Regions from separate parts of the Mus musculus genome. Here all the other regions are linked to region 1. The links are chromatin loops, found by intact Hi-C in ENCODE. Cell type or tissue: left cerebral cortex. All regions are shown on one strand.

The links. Hi-C counts contacts between places; a loop is a spot of excess contacts. Peaks named below come from ENCODE experiments on the same cell type or tissue, not always from the same donor. Only the 100,000 strongest peaks of a DNase experiment are listed, where the experiment ranks them.
Region 2: it touches region 1 in a loop (4-fold over the local background); 3 of 42 quality-filtered maps call a loop at or near these places.
Region 3: a loop joins it to region 1, with 3 times the contacts of the local background. A loop is called at or near these places in 4 of 42 quality-filtered maps.

The regions. Positions count from the first base shown.
Region 1 is chr1:21,217,346-21,219,845 of GRCm38, reverse strand. It overlaps Tmem14a (transmembrane protein 14A), which reads right to left and starts at 1,271. Exons shown (of 5, transcript NM_029398.3): 1 at 957-1,271. All of the region lies in intron 1 of Gm28836 (a long non-coding RNA gene), which reads left to right. In left cerebral cortex, a CTCF peak has its summit at 1,267 (motif pointing left); DNase peaks (open chromatin) are centred at 347, 1,087, 1,223 and 2,040; H3K4me3 peaks cover 1,475 bases; H3K27ac peaks cover 1,518 bases.
Region 2 is chr1:21,406,090-21,408,589 of GRCm38, reverse strand. The region is part of intron 11 of Kcnq5 (potassium voltage-gated channel, subfamily Q, member 5); the gene reads left to right. Among named protein-coding and RNA genes, the nearest start is that of Khdc1b, 24 kb to the right of the region's middle. In left cerebral cortex, no CTCF peak of the experiment used is centred here; no DNase peak of the experiment used is centred here.
Region 3 is chr1:20,938,260-20,940,759 of GRCm38, reverse strand. It overlaps Paqr8 (progestin and adipoQ receptor family member VIII), which reads right to left. Exons shown (of 3, transcript NM_028829.4): 3 at 1,110-2,500. All of the region lies in intron 1 of Gm51618 (a long non-coding RNA gene), which reads left to right. Among named protein-coding and RNA genes, the nearest start is that of Efhc1, 12 kb to the left of the region's middle. In left cerebral cortex, CTCF peaks have their summits at 413, 612 and 1,539; DNase peaks (open chromatin) are centred at 455 and 1,519.

The sequences.
Region 1 (2,500 bases):
CAAACCCACACTAGTTCATCCATTGCTGACCTGCACACAGCTCCAAGCGCACTGCCCTGAGAGAATGAGTGGGTGGCTCCAATACACAGCCTGTGTGGAAGTTATCCAGTGGCTGGCCACCCCCCCAACCCACACCCACACCCCCACTGCCTCACCATCCTTGGCTACATTGTCAGGAATCCCACAATTCCTGCGTCTCCACAGAGAACTGAGTTTAGTTCTATAGAAGGGTAAAATTAATCCATTGCCAACAATTGCTTACTGTGAAAACTTACACAAGTCAGTTATCTTGCTGGCTTCTTCTGGAAAGCAAAGGACACTTGCCTCCCCGCACCTGCTTCCCAAACCCCAAAGGGTGTAAGAACTTGAAAGTTGTGGAATGTGGCTGGAAGAGGGAGGCATGTTCACTGCATGTTCATGCAACAGACAGAGGCTAGGTGCTGATATAGGACTGGAAAACGTCCTGGATGCAATGCAACAAAATTATTCACTGCTTAGCATAGGAAACTGAAAATCCCTCCGCAGCCCCACCATCTCAGGTCCTCCTGAATCTTCTCCACCCACTAAGATATCTGTAAATAAGTATGCACAAAGCATTTTCACATAAAAATAAACTAATTACCTATGATCTAAGTGGGCATGAGAGCCATTTTTGAAGCAAGTCTTGGTTGAACTTTACCTACCACCACGCCTCACCTCTGGGAAGGTAAAGAGTAAGACAGATGCGATATTTAGGGCCCCCAGGAAAGCAGAAATTCAGGAAATTGGAAGGATGAGCCAGAAAAGATCTGTGGGAGGGCAGATGCCATTCCCTCCCTCCCTCCCCAGGTCGTCTGAACTGTTTTCTGCTGTGAAGATCGAGGGACTGAAGGAGAGGGCGGATGCTCAGCAAAGAACGGTTTATTCTCATGCCTTTGCATGAAAAGTTTCTTTTAAGGGATGGATGCACAGCTCACCTGCACCCTTGAGCACTTGCTGCAGCTGGTGAAAGCGGAAAAAGCGCAAGAGTAGTCCCTCAATCCGGAAGCAGTTCTGCGCAGGCGCACTGCCTAGCTGCGACCCGCCTTAGAGAGCAGAGTGCACAGAGCTGAGTCCTCTCTGGAGCTGGTTCGTGCGTTGTAGAGTCCTGGATCCCAAGTTCTTCTACTGTCCTCGGCCTGGGAGTGGGGTGCAGCTCTGGGCCAGCAGAGGCCAAGACCCTGGGAAGTGAAGTCGCTTCCCCACCCGGCTGTGTAGGCCCCGAGAGCGCAGGGTTGGAGTCTGCTTCCCCCTGCCGGCCGGGATGATGCTTGCAGAGGGACTCCTTGGTTTAGCTAGGATCCCCCTACATCGTCATAAGAATTTTAGGAAGGTAAACAACATATACATAGTCTACAAATTGTTTCCACTTTCAGTGGAGGTGGGGACGTTCCAGAATGCGAAGGTCTTCAGGATCAGTGAAAGTTAACCTGATTTCAAGGCATGAATGCCGGTAGGTAGATAAGGGCATAGATAGCCTCCTGATCTTTTACTCTTTTACTCTGTGGGATCAAGGTATCCAGGTTTAGATGATCAGGAGGTGTGGCACATAACGCCACAGTTGGAAAGAATTTTGAGTCCTGCAAGGCTAGGGGAATCAGTTTCCAGAAAATCTCCTTACACTGACATTAAATTGTGTCTCTTGGTAAATTCTCATGCGACTCCAGTTGGGCTTTCTAGGATGGAAATAGTAATTAGGATGAACACTGTGCCCTCCCTTATACAACAGCAATCAAGGTATTCAGGAAAGCTCCAGAATTCTCGGAGGTGAGGAGTAATAGAATTACCTCAAAGACATATACATTAATTATATACATTAAACAGGTGGCATTTGTTTGTTGATCCTACACACCACACCACACACACACACACACACACACACACACACACACATTTGGAGAAGTAATGTGACTGCTTTTGAGAACTGGGAAATCTATACTGCTCCTAGAGAATTAATCAGACCCTGGAAGTGTCGCAGGGGCGCTGACATAGGGCTATGGAGTGACACGGAGCTATGGAGTTAGTCCCATCCTAAAGTTTGCTTTCAGATTCTCCTGGTTCTCTCTTCTTCCCACATCCTGATTGTGCACACGTGGCCTAGCTATCTCTGTCTCTGTCTCTCTCTGTCTGTCTCTCTCCCTTCCCCCCCCCTCCTCAGATTCAGAACTCTTTCCTACTCAAAGTCTAAAAATAATATGAAAACCCTCTTGGAAAGCTTTATTATTTCCATGGCATGCTTGGGTAAATGATGGCTCCTTTACTCACAGTGGATTTAGAGTTTGGTCTTTGTTGTTGTTCTGTTGGTCTGAAAGTTGGAGCACAGTCCTTCTTGTGCAGTCTGTTGCACTTAAACACCCCTCATACCATCAGCCCCGGCAGCAGATTAAGATATGGCTCAGAATAGACACTCAGAGATTCTCCTACTAAAGTACCAGAAGATGAAGCCGCCACAACATGCTCCTATTCAGTGATTCTAAATGAA
Region 2 (2,500 bases), 190 kb before region 1:
GTAATGGTTGCTTATGTGGGGGAGGCGAGGAAGACAGTCTAAGATCTTTGTATTTCTGCTTCACAAAATATGTATAAAGCAGAAAAGACCATCTCTTCCAGTCCTGTTGAAGCTAAGGCATCGTGAATGCACTATGCACACACGTGTGTGTATACATGTTCATGTGAGTGGCTACATAGAGGGATATGTGCGGGTGGAGGTCAGAGATTGACATTTGATGGCTTCCTCTATGGATTGGTTTTTTGAGGCAGGATCTCTCACTGAACCTGGAGCCCCAGCTGTGCCTCAGTTTGTATGTGAATACATACTCGGCATCTAGACCTTCAAAACCAAGGTTCCCCAGCGCCAGACTTTCTTTACTTTTTACTGAAAAATCTTGCCTAAGCGGTTTTAAGAAAACAAACAAACAAACAAACAAACAGATTACTGAGTCTGATAGAGCATGTGCCTTTAATCCCAGCATTCTGGAGGCTGAAGGCATGCTGATCTCTGTGAGTTCAAGACCAGCCTGGTTTTCAAACTGAGTTCCAGGGCACCCAGAGCTTTTACAGAGAAGCTATGTTATGAAAAGACAAATAAATAAATAAATAAAATTTAAAAAGAAAAAGATAAAAGGAGGAAGCAGAGGAGGAGGAAGAAGGAGGAGGAAGAGGAGGAGGAGGAAGAAAGAGGAGGAAGAGGAGGAGGAGGAGGAGGAAGAGGAGGAGGAAAAGAAGAAACAAACACAGAATCCCTTTTCTGAATAAGAATATTGATGTTGAAAAATATGGTAAAGAGCTAGGATGTTGTGGATGAGTGATTCAACAGTAATTAGGATATAAATAATTTGAGGTTAAAGATACAATTAGAAGATAGAGTTGGGGGTTTTTTAAACTACTAAACAACTTGGATTCAGTCAGCTAACCTATCACATCAGATAGGTAATAGATAGTTTCTCTCTAAACTCTAATCTTTCCACTTTTGACCAAAGCATCATAAATTTTAGTTTTTAGAACAGAGCCTAGTTCCCTGTCTGGAATCCATGACTGTTGTAATAGGGATCAGTGAGCTATTTAATAGCTGAAAAACACCATCAGGTTTAACATTTACCACCTATGAGGCTGCACAGATTAATTAAAATGTCACACTCCTTTGCCTTTAGCAGGCGCTTTATGACACTATTGCAGTCACTAATTACCAAACCAAATGAGCTACTTGATGGCATCATGAAAGTGACTGGTGAAATACTACTTTAAAATCTGGGGCTCGGGCTAATGGGAGCTTTCTAATGAATGAACTCTTATCCCTTAAAAAAATGTTTATATCCAAGTTTCATTGATAATTGTGCTTAAAAAGAAAAAGTGGCTAGCTAATCCAAAACTATATGCAGAAATAGTTTACGGAAATTTTTACAAATTCAAAACTAGTATGCATTATTTTGAGATTTGCAAACATACTTGCATCTCAAAAATGCATACAAGATGCTTGCAACCTAGCCTGGCAACCTAAATTTGACCCCTGGGATACACATGATTGGAAGAGAGAATGGACTACTTTAGGTTGTGTTCTAACTCCACATGTGGTTGTGGCATATATGTATGCAGAAAGAGAGAAAAATAGAAAGAAGGAGGGGGGGAAGGGAAGGAAGAAGGGAGGGAGGAAGGAAGATGTAATTTCATAAAAGACCACTTGGACAACTATTCTGTTTATGGAGGAAGGCTTGCTTGAGAGTGGTGTGTGTGTGTGTGTGTGTGTGTGTGTGTGTGTGTATTTGTCTCACTGTGTGTATGTACCTATGTGGGCATGTATGTGTGCGTACAGATGTGCATGTGAGTGCACATAAAGTTCAGATCAAATGCTTTCCTCAAATTCCACCCTATCTTTTGAGATAGAATCTCTCACTAATCCTGACTCACCAATCTAGCTATGCTGGCCGGCAAGTCAGCCCCAGGAATCCAGCTGCCTCCACTCCCCCCAGCATTGAGACTACAGGTGTATGCCACCAGAACCAGTATCTTTACATGAATGCCAGAGATCCAAACTCAGGTTTCCTCATCCTTGTATGACAAACAGTTTTCATAAATGCATCATTTATGCATTTATGCAGTATGCTCTATTTTTAAGATCTTATATTTTGATCGTAATGTATCTTGAATGTCTGTGGTCACAAAGAATTGCATTTGACTCTAGTTTTAATTGGAGATTTCAATGAGTATTAAACAGATATAACACTTAATATTTAGTTTCTTTCATAGTGTGTGTTGCTATGCTGTGTGTCTCACATGAAATATTCTTAATAATGCCCTCTTTAAACTCTGGCTTTTATACTGCATTACTGTAGGAGCATAAAATAATTTAATACATGATTTTTGCTTCCAGGAGTTTCATGTGTGTATATATTTAACAACCTAAGGCAGCATTGCATATGCTAAGCAAGTCTCCTAACACTGAGTTGTATCTTTGGTCTTTTTTCATCCTGAGACAGGATGTTGCTAAGTTTTCCAGGCTGGCCATGGAAGCA
Region 3 (2,500 bases), 280 kb after region 1:
CATACTTAAAGGCAAAACACCACACTCATAGAATAAACCAAACTAAACCAAGCCAAGCCAAACTCACCCTAGCTCTCCCGCTCACACTTCTTCCTGACTTTTTCTCCTGGCACCGATAACACAATGAATACACTTCATCTACTCGGTTTTCTGTTTGTCTACAACTAAGGGTACTGTGTGCTTTCTTTGCTACTGGGTTCCAGGGGCTTAGAGCAAAGCCTGGTACTCGGCAGTCCTAGCTGTTTGCGAGATGACTATCAGTGGATTCACGTACGCAGTTTTCAGGCTGGGCGTGCTGGGCTCGCTGGGCTCGCTGGGCGGGCTGGGCGGGCTGGGCGGGCTGGGCTCCAGCTAAAGGCTCTCTAGCACAGTCCTTGCTGGGCATCTGAGTCTGAGGAGGCATGTCATACAGTTCTCTCAACAGGAGAGCCAGTGCGCCACCTACTTTGTCTGCTAACCTGGCGTCATCAGGTTATGTACATGGCGTAACGTCGGGAGGGGGTGCAATGGAGCTCTTGGCATTCCTGTAAGCTGAACTGAATGAAGACTGCTGATTTCGTACTTTATAAAATGAAAGCAGTCAGTTGCTTAAAAACCTTTAGTTCCTTCCCCTGCCTCCAGGGACTTTTGGATGGCATTAACATACATTTTACTATTCAAAATGGTTTGATAAAACCTTTTTCTTTTCCCTCAAAACATTTGTTATTAAATAGGTCTATGGATTATCTTTTCCTCTCACTTTTCTACATTTTTTTCAATAATCAGATATTGCTTTTAAAAAACAAAATCAAGACAAACAAAAGACCCACCTTTCCACCGATCTTTCTGCACAGCTCCTTGAAAGGCAGGGAACCTTTGTAAAGCTCCACCCTTCTACTCTTAGCTCCTATCTGTCGGAGGAAGCCAATTGCTTGGGCAAGGGACAATCCCAGTGACACATGACGGGGATTTGGGGTTAGGCAAGATTATCAGACAACTTTCACGGAAGAATCAAACACTATTTTCAAAAAAACTCTGTGGATCTGACTTTGTGATCCACTCAGGCTGATTCTGAAGAACACAACAATGTAATTCATAATTTTTATATCTCAAAATAATGTAGGCCAAAATCAATTCAAAATCCAAGATCTTTAATAAGATTGTGATGTAGCTAGGAATATCTACGCAATTATACTGAAATCTGCAGAGAAATCAACTCCACATTTCTTCGAAGGGTAGTTTATTCTGCAGTAGACTTATTTTTCAAAGTTTTTATATCTTCCTAGTTTTAGATAGGTGTAGTGTTCAACCTCTTTCAGTTGGCAGTTGGCAGGCTAAATAAAACCCAGCTTTAGAATGAGCTCTGGGTCCATTACCAACAGGACAAAAATCCATGTGCAAAATCTGATTAATGATTATTCACGTAAGTAGGTTTATAGAGACAGAAAAAAAATCCCACACTTTTTCTTTAACCAAGCAAAACACAGATCTAGCCATGAAGCCTTGGCAACAAGCTCTGAGTGTACTGAGAGTGACAACATCACCCTCTGGAGGATGCAGGTGGAACTACAGAATAGTAACCAAACAAATGGAGGGCGACCGAAACAGGGCTAAACTACCCTCCTGTCAGGGCTCTGAATTCTATTTCAAGCTTCCAGTCTATGGCTTACACTATTGTTATTGAGAGACTTAAGAGCTGAAATTGTAACCCTGACATCTTTAAGAACTTTAAAATTAGTTTTATTAGAATTGGATATGGTGTTGGTGCAGCCTGGAATCCCAGCTCCTTGGCCGACTGCGACAGGAGAATCCATCTGGAGTTCCAGGCCAGCCTGGGATACACAGTGAGGTCCATCTCGAACAAAACAAACACCTTGAACAAGAAACAACAAAAACAGCCTTCACCGTCAAACAAAAGTCAGGATTCTGAAATGAGAAACAAGCCCCCCATGTCCAGTGTATCCTCTTCTTGAACTAAGTGGGGCCTTATATCAACCCACAAGAATCTTATTCATGAGAAAGTATAGATGACTGATGGTTTAATCTTATCAGAGGCGTTTACATATTAATGGGTTGAAAGTCTTAACTAAGAGAGGCAACAACCAAAATTTCTAGTTTTGGAGAGCAAGATAAACTATCTCCCTTATACCTTTTTAAACATTATGCTGATTTTGCAGGGTGACAAACTCCATTGTAAAATCAAGAGGCATGCATACTCCTCTTTACAATTTTTGGTTGTTACTTTTAAACTAGCCTAGTCTTTACCATCCTGATAGGCCCATTTTAATGACACTGTTTGAGGACTCTGAAGAGTTAAAAATCACCCATTTGTGTATGCATTTGTAAAGGCATTTGCATTATTCCAATTAGATACTGGTGTTTTCCCCCCACCTCAGTGCCCTCCCCAAATATCTATTATAAATACACGGTTGCTTGGCCTGGGGTGCACATCAATGGGAGAACTCTTTGTTAACATGTTGCAGGTCTTAGGTTCAAGTCCCAACTCCATAGAAATCACTTT